2 separate regions of the Homo sapiens genome follow, and region 2 is linked to region 1. The links are chromatin loops, found by intact Hi-C in ENCODE. Cell type or tissue: PC-3. All regions are shown on one strand. Each heading gives the region's core, and the rest is flanking DNA. Links, peaks and the distances in the headings are about the cores only. Region 1 has its middle 55 kb from the start of TMX3. Region 2 has its middle 21 kb from the start of TMX3.

Region 1 (8,342 bases), core at 285-8,284:
ATAATTCTGCCCTTAAAAAACATTCAAATAGAGGCTGCTGTGTTCATCAGCAGTTACTTATGAATGACTATACACACATACAAATTAAAAAATCATATTTTTCATATATTAATTATGACAAAGTAAACATTTCCGCTATGTTTCCATGAAAATTAAAAAAAAAAACACGAAAATGTTATATGTCCAGAGACAGCTAAATTAAAAAGTATAATGTATCTTTGAAGCAGTAACACTAGATGTGTACCCTCTCAATCTCCCCATCCCCCCACCGCACCGACACACATTTACTACGAGACTTTGAATTTACACAGTGGGTGGGAGCAGGTTGAACATCTCTGTAAGGCTATGGTCTTTGCATCTGTTGCCTGAGCTTTGCATCTGCTGCCTGAGCTTGAAACCCATCTCAGTTCTTGTTGCCACTGATCTTGGTGCTTTGAGAGCCCTTCCAAAGGCTTCCTGATGGTGCTAAACCCAAAATCTGACTGAGAAGCAGCAAGAGGACCTAGATAAAGGTGGAGCATCTTCAGGCCCAGCCATGCCTCCCAGTGAGGAGATGTCGAGGTCAGCCGTGTGTGTGAGCTGCAAATGTCTGCATCTTGAATTCTGCCCTCACTCTCACATGAGATCCCTTTGTGGTTCATCTTCAGAGGAATAACGCAGGGCAGGAATTTGAAGGTATTCTGCATAGCCAAGCTGACACATTAGAAAGCCGCAAGAGGCTACCTGCGGCCACCAGCAGCCATACACCTGGTGCTATAATCCTGAACCACACTTGATCACCAAATAAAGATGGTATCTAAGGCAAGCTTCTGTTTAACATAATGCTATGTTAAGTTCTGCTAACACAGCTTACGGTAGATACTAAGGGGATAAGAGAGGTTAAAAAAACAAAAATATTTATACTATGCATAACACGTGTGTATGTGCATATATAAATATATATTCATTTCAAAACTAAAGTAGAAATACTCATGACTATTACAATCCTTGTTTCTACTACTGGTCATATGATCGTAACTGTATTTATAACCACCTCCTTCCACTTCCCATGTCATATTCTCTTTGCCCTCAGCAATTCCCAGCTGGTCATTGTTCCTTGCCTAATGAGGTGATGTAAATTTTCTTTTTGGAAAGGTTCTGTTTGAATCAGGTTGTTATAATTTTCCATTGACCTTAATCACAGAAAATCTGAGAGCTGAGGGGCAACTCAGAGGGCATGCTGTATTCTAGACAACCTCTCCTCACCCCTGATATATAGAAGCCACTTGATTTCTCCTTGGTAATCTGGATTAAATGCCCCGGCAGGTGCAGCAACCCCTTCTTTGCTTGTTGATTTAGTGGCGTGAGGAACTCAAAGTGGCCAGGTGGTGCCTGATAGAAGGGTTTCTCCCTTTGGAATAAGATATCTAGACCAGCAGAGCCTAAAGGGGCAGAGACTAGAAGGAAGAATTTTGTTTGTGGGTTACTAGGAATAATAATGAAAGGAGGTTCCTCTCATTTCACCCCTCGATTCTCAGACCCATGAATCCTTATTATGGGAGAAATAGTGCTTTATATTAGATCCCGATACATATTTTGTCCAAGCCCTGCAGACAGTTACCATCTGGGTAGATAGGGCCCAGCCTAGGCTGGGACTGTACTGGAGTCTTCCAAATGCCATTCTACTCTTCAATCAAGCTAGCTGCTTCAGGAGGATGGGGAAGACTAATGGTGAGACGAATGAATTGCATGCTGTTAAAGTGAAATGAATTCCACAGGCAGAAATGACCACATTTTTTCTTCCCAAGACGACTCATCATAGAGACCTCCTCATGAGGCCGTACTGAAAGGGAGAAGGTAATGTATCAGAAGTACAGGTCAGAGGCATCTAGGGTACTTTCTCATGCAATTTACTAGTTCCCTGAAGACCTAATCAAGCCAAATCCCATACATATTACTTCATTTAACAATGGAAGGCTGCTGCTGTACATGTCCAAATTTATGGCTCATTGGATCAGCCAACACCTTGTCATGATGAAAAACTCAGCTCACATGGCAAGTTAGTGGTCCAAGTTCAAGCAGTCAGCTGCTAAGGCCAACAGCTGTTTCTCCAAAGGTAAATAAATAGACACCTACAGAAGACAATATGGTCTTGCTCCAGAATCTTGAGTGTTTGCACTGTGATTCTCTTATCAACTTGCCCAAAGCACCAACCAGCATCTCAGTCTGCCACCTAGATAAACACATCACATGTGCTGGGTCTCACTGTCCATGTAGAGCCCGCACTACTGTAGAGCCTTTCCTTGTTCTGGACCCCACTCAAAACTGGCAAGTGTTTAGGTCACTTAGCAAATGAGTTGAAGTCATGGGCCCAGATGAGGTACATGTTGTCTCCAGCATCTGATGAAATTTATTAGACATTGATACATCTTTCTTAGTGATTGGGAACAGATTCCACAACCTGACCTTCACCTTAGAAGTAGTATCTTGATATGTCCCAGACTATTGGACCATCAGTGACTTCACCAAAATGAAAGACCTCTAAATTTTTGGAGGACTTATTTTCATTTTCTGTCCTCTGACATGCAGTGTCTCACCAATGTGTCTAGGGTAGTTGCAACTTCCTGCTCAGCAGGTTTAGTCTGTGTTATGGGCCGAATTATGACCACCACCCCCCCCCCCGCAACCATCAAATTCGTGTGTTGGAGTCCTAATTCCCAGTACTTCAGAACATGACTATATTTGGAGATAGAACCTTGAAAGAAGTAATTAAGTTAAAATGAAGTCATTAGCATAGGCCCTAATCCAATGTGACTAGTGTCCTGCTGGAAGAAGAAATTTGTTCCAGAGGGAATACCATTTTGAAGACACTGGAAGAAAGTAGTATCTAGAAGCCATGGAGAGAGATCGCAGAAGAAACCAACCCTGCCAACACACACCTTGATCTTGGAATTCTAACCTCCAGAATTGTGAGAAAACAAAATGTCTGTTGTTTCAGCCAGTCTGTGCTACTCTGTTATGGCACCCCTAGCAAACTGATACGATCAGCTTAATATCAGTGCAATACACCACTGTGACACTCAGAGAAGGAAGAAAAAAACCATAAAATTTCCCCTGGGCTAGATTCTGGTATGGGACTGAAGAATTGATAAATCCCTGAAGGACAGTGAGAGACAGTATGGGACTGAAGAATTGATAAATCACTGAAGGACAGTGAAGAATAGTATGGGACTGAAGAACTGATAAATCTCTGAAGAACACTGAAGTTCCCTTGGGCTAGATTCTGGTATGGGACTGAAGAATTGATAAATCCCTGAAGGACAGTGAGGGACAGTATGGGACTGAAGAATTGATAAATCACTGAAGGACAGTGAAGAATAGTATGGGACTGAAGAATTGATAAATCCCTAAAGGACAATGAGGGACAGTATGGGACTGAAGAACCGATAAATCACTGAAGGACGGTGAAGTTCCCTAGGGCTTGATTCTGGTATGGAACTGAGAACTGATATATCCCCGAAGGACATATTGCCAACTTTTTCAGCTTAAAGCAAATACTTGCTTATGATCTTCACTAAGAAGTATAAAGCAGAAATCTTAGGTTTTTAATAGTCATATTATTAATTTTATACTGAATGCATCCATAAGGTCTCTGGACTAGAGTGGATTAATCATTATTTACTTTCCAGGAAACAATTTCATGGTTGCCCTGTGCCCAAATTCCTATCCCTGGGGCAGCGTGATGGAAGCCTGAAGCCATCCTGTGCATAAGGTATTTGTATTTCAGGCGAAAATCCTGGGAAGAGTCCAGGTGCTTCTGTGCATGCTGTCCAGCTTTCTTCCTCAAAGAAGGGAGAGAACTTTTGCTTCTTCAGGAGGACCCTGAGTCTTATCTCCAACCCTTTAGGATATAAATCCATCTCACCAGGGGCAAGATAACACCACTGTCTCCAGCTCTGCAACCCCGCGTCTCCCAGCCCAGGTCTCCACACCCTTCTGAAATGAAGACAAATACCTCCAGGGGGTAAAGTTTTCTGGAGTTTTACATAGGCAGTCAAAAATTATTTTCCGAGGCTTGTATTTAGTCCTGGTCCCATTTCAGCAAAATTTGTTCAGCTACAAAAATATTTTCTCTAAAGCACCACAAGGGGTCAGCAAACTTGTTTCTATAAAGAGACAGGCAATTAAATAATTTAGTCTTTGGGTCCCACAGATTCTGTCATACAGTCTTTGTTTGTTTGTTTGTTTGTTTTAACTCTTTAAAAATGTAAAAACCTTTCTTAGCTTAAGAGCTCTTCAAAAATAGGATACAGGCTGGATTCAGCTTGCAAGTTTTCCTGGTATAGAGGGAAAAAGTACTCACCAGGTCCATAGTCACATGCCAGATACAAGGGGATGTGTGAATTTCCTCTAGCAAAGCCACATTTGGAACAACAGCTGCAACTGGAGTCCCCATCTGATTAAATTTTCAATAATCGGCTTTCATTCTCCAATATCCATTTGCTATCTACACAGACAAAATAGATGAATAGAATGGAATCCCCACCCCTGCATCTCTCGAGTCCTTGATGGTGGCAACAATCTCTGCACTCCAGGAATGTGTACTACCTTGGGTTTACTATTGTCAAAGGCAGGGGCCGTTCCAGTGGCTTCCGTTTTGCTCTCTTTTCACTCCATGGTCAGGTACACACGGGAATTCTGCAAGTTATTTGCAGATGCTGTAACCATTCTGGTGCTAGGAAAATAATCAGAAGGTGGCCCACTGTGAGGCAGACTCCAGCTAACACTCCATCAGTTATCTGACAGCCACAATTTCCTACTCTGACCGGTGACCACAGGAAGTATTGTCAGTTTAGAACCATGAAATAAATCCTATAATTCCTCAAGATCTGATCATTTTTTCTTACCCAAAGCTGTCATTATGTTAAATAGATTGAGTCCTTGGGTGGGATCATAAAGAGGATGATTTGCAGGTGTAAATTATTTTTGTTTTGCTATGCAGCAGTGTCTTTTTTTCAATGGGATGGCTTCAGGCTTTCTTCACCCTGCCTCAGGGGTAAGAATTTGGGCACAGGGCAGCCATTTCAGCGGCTTTGAGTGTATGAAATGTAAATTAATTGAGGGACATGACTCTCATTTTGGTTATTCAATTCAGACTTCAGTTCAACAGACTACAGCTTTTCCGCTTAATCAGGCCAAGTAAAATTTCACTGGACTGTCCATCAGTTTCAGTTCTAGTTTGACTATCAGACGTTATACAATTGGCCATTCCAGTAACTCACCTTGTCTTCAGTGACTAAGTGCCCTCACTTGGCTCTGTTGGAGCTCAGGAAATATTAATAATCCCCTTAAATATGCCGCTTTGGACTTCAAAATGAGAGCTCCTAGGGAACAGCAAATGCAGGGATGGGCTTTCCCTGAAGTATTCCCATCTACTAAAGGCCAGATCCTCCAGAACATAGTCAATTGTTGTGAATCCCTTCCCCAGATGTCTTATCAACAGGGTGAGACTGAGGCATATCACAGAAAGAAGACTACAGTTGACACCACACCTAGAGTCCAGATGACTTTGTACCAGATGGTTGTCTGTTTTCCAGGCCCACTCATCTGCTCTAAAAGTTATTTTCTCCCCCTCTAACATGTCTTCATCCTCTACTCCTTCTCCCGATGAAGAAGGGCACATAGCCTTCCAAATTCCATTGTTATGGAGTCCTCAGCTTCCTGTGATGCCCCCGTGCACATAATAAATGTGTTTGCCTTTTTCCTGTTAATTGGTCTATTGTCAGTTTTTCTGTCAGACTCAAATATTAAAACTCCAGAGGGGAAAGAAAGGATTCTTTTGTTCCAACAGCTCCCAACAGCTTCCGCCATCCTGGAATCCCATTCCTTCTCTTGGGTAGAGAGCCCACTTCAGTGTAGCAGTTTCCTTGTGATTTCCGACTTACAGAAGAGAGAACTCTTCAAAAATGCTGGAGCTTCCCCCTTGAGTTGATTTCTCACAGCTGTGAGGAAAGATATGTCTTCTAGGTCTTTCCAGAGCAGGTCATACTTGATAAATCCACACTAACATTCCAATATCCCTAGACCTTTATTTAGACAGCTGTATTTAAAGACAGCTTTATTCATATACCATAAAATTTAACCTTTTAAATTGCACAGTGTTGTTGTTTTATTTATATACATTCCCATACTTATGTAACTGTAACCACTACCTAATTTTAGGATATTTCATCACATCAAAAGGAACCCTGTTCCCATTAGCAGTCACTCCCTTTTCTTTATATTCCTCATCCCTCACCAACCAGCCCTAGGCAAACTTTAACCTATTCTGTATGAAGGTTCCAATTTATTCAAATCCTTGCCAAAACTTATTGTTTGTCTCTTTTATTTTAATCATCTTAAAGGGTATAACATGTCGTCTGTAGTTTTGATATGCATTTCCTTAGTGACTAATAATTTGAGTATCTTCTTATGTGCATGTTGGCCACTTGTCTGTCTTCTTTAGATAAGTTTCTATTCAGATCCCTTGCCCATTAAAAAACTGGATTATCCTTCACTTATTAGGTTTTAGGATTTATTTATATTTTGATACAAACCCTTGGGTTTCAGTCAATATGAATGGGCAAAATAATGCCATTCTTTCAGTTGGCCTTATACCTCCTCACTGGTCACACGTAAATTTTCATAAATTGGGGCCTGTTGGCAACTACCTCCAGGAAGGAGGTAACTACAGGTGTTTTTGGCCAAAGAGGACAAACTTCTGCACAGAGTTGAGAAAGCTGCTTCTACCAACAAAGGGTGCTCGGTGGGATTCGGTGTTCGAGGTGCCCAGTTTAATCAGAATCTCTCCACATGTTCTCACGCCAGTTTTCAGGATTTCATTCACTCTCAGTTCAGTAACCCAACTTCAGCAAAAGAGGATCTCATTTTCTTTTCCCAAGTTCTCCACTTCTAGCAGCAATAAATCCATCCAATTTTACCTATTATTTTCACCAAAATATCCTAAGACAGCAAATGCTTGGTCACCTGGAACCTTTACTCTTACAGACGCTGGTGTGATTGTCTAAACGGTTCTGACACTGCATGCATGGGTTACTAATGCTCCATTGCACTGGAAACTCGATCATTTGTGCTTTTAAATCTAATTAAATCAGAGAACCGGTTCCAGAAATCCCAGAACCAATGCGTAGAACATATCCTTAATATTCTCTTTCTCTGGAACCACTCTCAATAGCAAATTCTGTTTCAGCAGGGTTCAATCAGAGAGGTAAAAACACCAGAAGATACATATCTAAATGCATATATACAAACACACGCTAATATTGTTTGGCTCTGTGTCCCCATCCAAATCTCACCTCGAATTGTTATCCCCATAATCCCCATGTGTCAAGGCGAGGACCAGGTGGAGGTAATTGAACCATGGGGCCAGTTTTCTCTATGCTATTCTCGTGAGAGTCAGTCTCACAAGATCTGACGGTTTTAAAAGCGTCTAGCCCTGCTTGCACTTACTCTGTCCTGCCGCCCTGTAAAGAGGGTGCCTGCTTCTCTTTCACCTTCGTCGTGATTGTATGTTTCCTGAGGCCTCCCCACCCATGCAGAACTGTGAGTCAAACCTCTTTCCTTTATAAATTACCCAGTCTTGGATATCACTTCATAGCAGTGTGAGAGCAGACTAACACACACACACACAGATTTGTTATAAGGATTTGTTGGAACTGTGTGAGCTAGTTAGGCAGTCCTTCTAAGGCTGTTGTCTTCACATCTGATGTTGGAGTTTGAAGTTTACTAAAGTTCACAGGGTAGGCACTTTGGAAGAAAACATGAATGGGAGGTGATGGAGTCCATAAGCACAGCTGAAACCCCCAGGAGTGACTTTCACCTGTGTTAGTTCTTCTGGTGCTCACCTTGTGTTACGAGTGTCATTTCAGAAGTCAGGACCTTTGAAGGTATTGAGAAATTGGCCCAGGAAGCACAGAAGCAAAAGTCAAGCTGTGTAAGGACATGTGTAGGACAAGATTCTGCCTCCGGCCAATGAGCTTAGTCAGCAGACGAGTATCACAGTGTGTGGGCTACAAATGCTATGGCTTTACTTCCACCCTGCAAATCTCACTCAAAAACATGTACGTGTGGCCCATGCTAATGGGAAACATAGAAGAGGGAGAATTCTGGGAAATGTTTTTCAGCCTAGCCAAATGGACACATGACAAAGCTACCTCATGTAGTTAAATAGTTAAATCTTTCTTTAAAATAATAGCTTTATTGAGGTATAATTGATATACAAAAGACAGTGCATATTTAATGAATAACATTTAATGAGTTTGGGTATATGGATATACTCATAAGTTCTAGGTTTAATCAAGGCA
Region 2 (8,342 bases), core at 90-8,089, 76 kb before region 1:
AGTTGTAGACAGATGTACCCGTCCCGTCCGAGGCAGCACTGGGTTACTCATGCGATCTACTCCACCACCTCCAATGCCAGCAATGGCCAAGGTCCTCACCTCCTCACCACTGCACTGGTGGATTTTCCTCACATTAAAAGCAAGTGTTTGCCAACACCCTATTCCATCATATGTCAATCTCACATCGATGTTAGAGATCACATGAATGATCTGATCATGGCATAGGAGTAACAATCCTGTAAAACCAAAGCAAAACTTTCTTTGACTTGCAAATGTTTCATATGGAAACTATAATGGGGATTTTAAGTTTTATAATCATTTTTATTTTACTTACAACTCGAGGAAACAAAGATTTTGTAACCTCTTCAAAACTAAGATTGATGTTGGAGAAAAATTTTCCTAGATCTTTAAAATGACAGCAAACATTCATTTTATCAATACAGGAGAAATTCTAGAGAATCACATAACAAGTGGTTCTTAACTGGGGTTGATTATCCCCTAAGGGACATTGGGCAATATTTGGAGACATTTTTGGTTGTCTCAACTGGGGCAGGTGCTGCAGGAATCTAGTGGGTAAAAGCCAAGGTGCTGGTAAACATCCTAAACTGTACAGGACGCTTCTCCATAACAAAGAATTATCTGACCCAGAATGTCCATAGTACTGAGGTTGAGAAATCCTTCCTTAAGAGATAACACAGGACTGTGTTTCAATATCTATTTAACTATTTTTAGAATACCACTTAATTCAACATATGTCATACTAGTAATGATATCATAATCCAATTATCTTGGGACACAAGTTGCTTTTTCAGAAGGCAGCACACAACAAGGAAGCTCTGCAGCTGTTCCAGGCTGTGTAGCAGCAATCCTACTACCTGGGCCATCTCATATTTCCAGATGTGTCTTAATAGAGACAGATGACAGGAGGAGCTTCTGGTAAGCCCCAGCAAGAGGCTGTGGCTAAATCTCTAGGTTTGGAAGAAGGCATGTCATCTGCAAAAAATAACTACATACACCATTTGTAAAACAGTCTCTGATTTACTACTGGGTAATAGTGGAATTAGAGATATGAAGTCACCAAGTGACGTCATGGACAAAAATACTATATTGTGTACTCTCAGAAACACCAAGTTATAGGTGGACCCTGCCATAATCTGTAGTACAATGGACTAATCACATCCAGTATCAAACATGGGCAGGCTCAGAGGTCACAAGTAAGTTGCATAAAATGTTGACCTAGACTCTCATGTCACCTGCCAGTAGTGAACAGGTATCTGTCCTAAGCTCACGCCTATGGCATCATGGCAGCAGGGGATGGGGTGAGTAAAAGCAAAGGAAAAGAATAAAAAGCTCAAGCTTTGTTCATGAAACAGTGAGCCTGCTAGAAATTTCGGTGCATATCAAAAACAAATGGTAGCTGGCTAAATGGCACAGTGGCTCACGCCTGTTAATCTCAGCACTTTAGGAGGCCAAGTTGGGCAGATCACTTTAGACCAGGAGTTTGAGACCAGCCTGGCCAACACAGCGAAAACCCGTCTCTACTAAAAATACAAGAAATTAGCTGGGCATGGTGGTACATGCCTGTAATCCCACCTATTTGGGAGGCTGAGGCACAAGAATCGCTTGATCCTGGGAGGTGGAGGTTGCAGTGATGTGAAATTGCACCACTGTACTACTCCAGCCTGGGTGACAGCAAGACCTGGTCTAAAAAAAAAAAAAACAAAAGGCTGCTCATCTACAGTCCAATGGCCAGAGGTTCAGGCAATGTGCCTGGCCATCCACTTTGTGTGAAAACAGATATGGCTAAAATAAGGGCGTATCATGGGGAGTGCTGAATGTGCAGTCAGAGGCCTAGGAAGAGCAGGCCTGGTAGATTGGATTCAGAGAGGTCTGGGGAGAGGCATGCAGATGAGATGCGTGGGAGGCATGGAGTGGGAACAAAGTGTGGAGATCCTTCTAAATCAGGTTACTGCCCACAGAAGCAGCTACTGCCAAAGAGACACTCATCAAGCAAGTAGACAAGATAAATTAAAAAATAAATGTTAGTCAAACTCCATTCTCACAGTCATCCCGGTGCTTATGCAATGGGCTCAGATGAAGCAGCCATCGTGGCAGAGATGCATGGGTCCAACGGCAAGAGATTCTTTTGGCAAAGGGTGAATTAGCTACAGCAGCTGCTGAAGCTCTGTCACACCACCATCGGGGACCAGTGCTGAGAGCACCTCTCAGACGGTCTATATTGGACATTATTTGGAAATGATTATATCAGATCCCCTCCATTCTTCCAAGTAATATGTAATCTTGGATGGGATAGACCCGTATTCCAGGTAAGAGTCTGCCTTTCCTGTCTGCAATATCTCAGCAAGCACTCTTATCCAAAGAGACATCTTTAGATAAGACATCTTATTCTTATTCTTTGCTACATATTTCTGTAGCAAAGAATGTCTACTCTGCTCACATAGGATCCTGCATACGATCAACTCATTCTCAGATACCCACTTTATAGCAATGGAGGTGAAGCAGTGGACATACGACCAAGGAATACCCCGGTCCTACCTCCTCCCACAGCATGCAAGAACCATGACCTGTGATAAAGTAGGCTTTGTAGATACAGGGAGTCATGAGCTTCAATGTGACACCCTGCAAGGGGATGGTGTACTATCTTTTATTATGCAATACACACATTAAATGAGTGGTCATTATATGGTCCTCAAAATGTAAAATACATGTGTCTAGGTAGAGAAAGGGGGAAGTAGCCATTCACTGCCATCCACATTCAAGGGATTTGTACTTCCAATGTGCACAAATATAGTCTCTGTGGGTGCAGCATTCCTGATTCCCAGAAGAAATCACTTCCACCAAGAGGAACAATGTGGATTGCACTAAACTTAAAGTTATTACTGCTCAGTTTATGTTCTTTGTGCTAGTGAAGTAACTAGCTCAGAAAGAAGTTGCTCTATTAGCAGGAGCAATTAACTGTAATCATGAAGAAACAGGGCTGCTGCTACATAATTGAGACAGAGCAGAAGATATCTTGCACTCTGGTGATCTACCAGGATGTCTTTTGTTACTAGCATTGTGGATTTAACTCTACAGCCAATCATAGCCATTAATAAGGGCAAAATAAACAGGGAGTCAGATCCTGCAGCAATGAGAGTTTGAGAAAACCCTCCCTTCACATACACACACACACAACCCTCCCTTCACACACACACAGACACACACACATACACACACCACTGCCACTACCACCACCACCACCACCACCACAAGCGCCAGTCAATGGGGAGGAGAATCTATAACGCTGGTGGAGAAGGGAGATCTTGGGTATGAGAGAGTGTTGGGACCAAGCCTGCAGTGGGAGCTATCATTGGTCCCACTGGCCTTCCTCATAGTTTTCTCAGAAAAAAAATGTAATCCTGGAGAAGCCCTGTGTGCACTGAAGGAACTTAATGTGAGAAACAAGTGTACATGAGCGTCCCCAGGGACTGTCAAGAATACTTTGTTTTCGGGTGCCCAGACATGTTACCCCCATGCCCACCCCCTGCTGGTAAAACTCAAAGAGAACACCTTCTCAAGAAAAATCACCCTCAGACAAACAGGAACCACTTTGCCTTTGAGACTACTCCTCCCAACCCTCTGAGGGCAGAGTATAGCCAATAACTGAATTGGGGGTACAAACATTGACCCCTTTGGCTCAAGACTTAACCAACTCTTGTGCAGTTGAGGTGTGTGCCACTGGATATCATCGTCACTCGCCACACACACCTGTCGAGCACCTGAAGTGAGATACGATTGTTTGCACACTAGATTTCAAAGATTTAGTATAAAAAAGAACATAAGATATTGATATGGTTTGGCTGTGTCCCCACCCAAATCTCAAACTGAATTGTATCTCTCAGAATTCCCACTTGTTGTGGGAGGGACCCATGGGGAGGTAATTGAATCATGGGGGTCGGTCTTTCCCGTGCTATTCTAGTGATAGGGAATAAGTCTCATGAGATCTGATGGGTTTATCACAGGTTTCTGAGTTTGCTTCTTCCTCATTCCTCTTGCTGCCTCCATGTAAAAGGGCCTATAAATAACTGGATCTGATGTAAATCTTCAAAATAAAAACATGTAAAGAAAACACAGCACAAACATAACTAACACTATTACATTAAAAAATTATATAAGAACCATATGCTTATCTCATATTAGAACACAATGATATAAAGATGTGCGCGGTGCAAGGCAACAACATTAATAATGGTTTTGATCAGAATACTATTAAAATACACAATTTAAATAATAAAGCTCTTACGTTAGCTCATACTCAGCGTTAATTCACCATCAAGTTGGAGAAAGATGTTTGTGTTTCACAGATGCCATTCCTGGACTTTAAGATTATCATCACTGTTTCTGACGAGCAAGCAACATTCACACTTATTTTAAAATTTGGTTAGGATTCAAATGTTAATGACTTTAAGGCATTCTGAAAAGTGACATCCACTGGGTAGTTTTATACTCTTGATTAGTGTATATCCTAAAACAACCTTTAGAATTGTTATTCCCTATATTTATTTCAAAAACTTTAAAAAAAATCCTAAAAATTCCTCTCCACCTAAATAATTTAATCCATTATACAGTGACAAAGTATTGTTTTTGTATAAAGGATATGATATTTGGCATATGATAATTGTTAGCAAAAGTGCATTCTGTGAATGAAGAGTTGATCTCTCAAGAGAAAAGTGATTCACAAAGAATGCTGCTGACAAGCCTGCCTGCATAACCTTATACTACCACATGATGTCCCTCTAATGCCAGGTTCTAAGGATGGAATTAACCCCGTTAGAAGAGAAATTGGCAAAAGACATGCTTTGTAGATAAAAACATTCAGTTAGAACAACAGAGCACACAGATCTTACAACATGAGGTGTTTTTAATTGGTTAGTTTATACTGGATCTCACATATCACTTATCAAAAAAATGCACCTCTGGTTAAAGAGTCCTGGATATGGGCAAAGCAGTGTGATGAGGACACCTGGTAAGAAGTGCAAGCAGTTCAGCAGAGTCACGGGTGTGTGAGGAGTTGGGTTTTCATTGCCAGATTTGCCTTTGGGCCAAACAGGATATGCAAAGAAAAACTATGCCTGGAAATGCTAGAGAGAAATTTTAGAACATGCAAGGCATAGAGAAATTTACAAAGCTTACAGTGAGTCAGAGATCACCTGCAAAGAAGCAAGGATCAGAATATCAGATGTAGCAACAAAAATGGATGCAACAAAGGAAGGAGTGGGATATTTTTAAATATTTAAGGAAAAGAATGTTGGATATAAAATTATATACCCAAGCAAATGTCCTTTTAAAATGTTGCTATAGCCCTGGCGCGCTGCCTCACCCCTGTAATTCCAGCAGTTTGGGAGGCCGAGGCAGGCAGATCGCCTGAGGTCAGGAGTTTGAGACCATCCTGGCCAACATGGTGAAACCCTGTCTCTCCTAAAAAAAAAAAATACAAAAATTAGCCGGGTGTGGTGGCGCACGCCTGTAGTCTCAGTTACTCAGGAGGCTGAGGCAGGAGAATCACTTGAACCCGGGAGGCAGAGGTTGCAGTGAGCCGAGACTGCACCACTGCACTCCAGCCTAGGTGACAGAGCAAGACTCCATCTCTAAATAAACAAATAAATAATAAAATGTTGCTATAATAAAAAGGTATTTCAGCAATATATAGTTTCAGAAATTCTTCTCCCTAAACAAGTCCTGTATAAACTTTCATGAAGGAAATACTACTAAAATGAGTTGCTGCAAGAGATACGGTATTGTGGATCAAATGAAACCCTAAAGTATTTTGTGGTCTGAAAATTCAATTGCTAAATAATTTTTTTAAAAAAGACTATCCACAAAAACTCAGTTCTCAATTCCTAGAAAATATGTGCAGGTTGGTAAAAGAGAATTTAAAAGAACAACTCATACCTTTCACACACTTTGTCTTCATCCTGCCAAGTTCTGGAAAATAAGATTTAGAGAACAGTAATAAAAATTATCAAGTATTTCTAGCCTGAGAAAAAATAAAAATATCAACTTTTATAAAAATATGAAAAAAATAAACAAGGATACTCATTTTCAGAATGCTGAATTAGCAGGCATTGCTTCAAATCTGAAACGGAGTTAAAATTGTGACATTTGAGTCACTGCACATAAAATCTTTGGTATTTGTGGTTTAAATACACACGACGCATAAAATTTCTCCGTAAGCCAGATGATGACTATAATCCCTTGTTGTTGTCATACTGTGTCATTCAAAACATTCTGCAATGCTGATGACAAAATACAGTCTGGATTTTACAATAATTTATATGTTTGCACCCTGCTTTTCTGGCTAATCTCTACACCCCTAACGCTGCAGCCTCTGGTAATAAAAAAAACTTACAGACAGGCACTTCTTAACTATTTGTCTTTTCAGAGCTAGGTATCTGCTGTCACCTGTGCCTCTTAATGAGCCCTAGAACCTGCTTCCCTGAGGGAAGCTAACTATTCTCTTCTGTTCCTCCCGGAGGACAGGTTTACAGTTGCTTCTATAGCAACCATTACTAACTGCTTTCTGACTTTTTAAGCTTCTTAGTAGTGTGGGTTTCTTTGCAAAGATATTATTCTAGAAGCTTTCAGCTCTTGAAATCTTGTCTTAAAGAGCTTGGCTTTGTCCATGATAAATCTTCATTCTAAATAACGTGTAGACTGTTGTTTCCCCATTTGCAAGTGTATCTGTGACCTCTCCTGGAAACGCAGAAACGCAGCCAACATGTGAGTCGAGGCAGTTGTTCGGACCTTACTCTTTGATGCTGAACTACATAGTTCCAGCAGATGTCACCATTTTTATCAGTAAAGGAACCTAAAGGTCTTTACAGGTTGATAAAAATAATCTTAGCTTTTATGAGGCATCACAAAGTGGAAAGAGCAAACATGCAATAAAGTGTAAAAAATTTTTAATCGTTGAAGTTATAAAGGAATTTGGAAGTCCTCTTAGGTAAATTCTCCATTTAAGTAAGCTACTGTGAGTTTATTTCCTAAATCTAAAGTTAATTATCTATAGAGATTAGCAAATCGTAACACGTGAGGTTGATTGATATAAGGGTTTATTGCAATAAAACACTATGAAATGTATATTTTCAGTGTTCTTTTCAAAGAAATCTCTAAAGTTGTCTAACTTCTTAAAGCATGCTTAAGTTAAAAAAATATATATATATATATATATATATATATAAAGTTGTCTAACTTGTGACTCTAAGGTTACCTTTCCTCTCCGTTGTTGAGTATTAAAATATCTTCTCATCCCTGTTTGCTCCTTCCTCAACCACAAGGTAATTTGCAAAGAGACTTAAGCAAGAGTATTTGTAATTTTGACAGATTAAGGAACCAAGATGCGATGACATTTCTCCCCTGTTCTTTAATGTTTTAATTGGCTGTTAGTAAACAACAGTAGTTTTTAATTCTGAATCAGCAGTCTTATTCTCCACGACAAAGAGAGTGTGTGTGAAAGGCATCAGTCCTTGGTACTATTCTTTCAGACCCACCTCATTAAATCCCCTTCACTGCTTGGGGCTGATGTGGTTGGCTTTGGCTCCATTTCTGAGCTGTTTTAGTTCAGAAAGACTTGCGAATTTACATAAAGATCATTAACTGAGTCTACTTTTTCTCTGAGTCGCTCTAGCCTTAGCATAACCTTCCCCACCAACTTTTCTATCTTTCTTTTTCATATAGTTCTCCTTATACATTGGATGTCTTTATTTTGTCCCTAGGCTAAATCAGTCTATGGAAGTCCGCAGCCCAGGAATCTGGAAGGGAGCTCCACACTTGTGCGATGGATGTTTAGCCATGATGGTCCCTGGTCTGTAAAACTTGTAACTGGCATAGCAAGGATGACTCAAAATCATAGTTTTTTAATACATAGATCTGGGAACTATGGTATCCTAAAAATTTTAAGAGAAAACTGGAAAACCTTAACTCTAAATAGATGAATTCATGTTGTCTGCAGGCAGGTGAGGGTTACAAAAGAAAGATCACTATGAGACATTTCTGTAGAAAGCCTTCAAGTAGGCCGGGCGCTGTGGGTCATGCCTGTAATCCCAGTACTTTGGGAGGCTGAGGCAGGCAGATCGCCTGAGGTCAGGAGTTCAAGACCAGCCTGGCCAACATGGTGAAACCCCGTCTCTACTAAAAATAAAAAAAAATTAGCTGAGCATGATGGTGGGTGCCTGTAATCCCAGCTACTCGGGAGGCTGAGGCAGAGAATTGCTTGAACTTGGGAGGCGGAGGTTGCAATGAGCTGAGATCACGCCACTGCACTCCAGCCTGGGTGACAGAGC

What was found. Hi-C counts contacts between places; a loop is a spot of excess contacts. Peaks named below come from ENCODE experiments on the same cell type or tissue, not always from the same donor. Only the 100,000 strongest peaks of a DNase experiment are listed, where the experiment ranks them.
Region 2: a loop joins it to region 1, with 3 times the contacts of the local background. A loop is called at or near these places in 14 of 110 quality-filtered maps.

What each region holds. Positions count from the first base shown.
Region 1 is chr18:68,656,354-68,664,695 of GRCh38, reverse strand. No RefSeq gene overlaps it. Among named protein-coding and RNA genes, the nearest start is that of TMX3, 55 kb to the left of the region's middle. In PC-3, for the core only: CTCF peaks have their summits at 1,723, 3,934 and 4,133 (motif pointing right); a DNase peak (open chromatin) is centred at 4,115; H3K4me3 peaks cover 452 bases.
Region 2 is chr18:68,732,377-68,740,718 of GRCh38, reverse strand. It overlaps a transcript of CCDC102B not described here. Among named protein-coding and RNA genes, the nearest start is that of TMX3, 21 kb to the right of the region's middle. In PC-3, for the core only: CTCF peaks have their summits at 3,552 (motif pointing left), 4,584, 4,787 and 6,846 (motif pointing right); DNase peaks (open chromatin) are centred at 4,788 and 6,218; H3K4me3 peaks cover 544 bases; H3K27ac peaks cover 961 bases.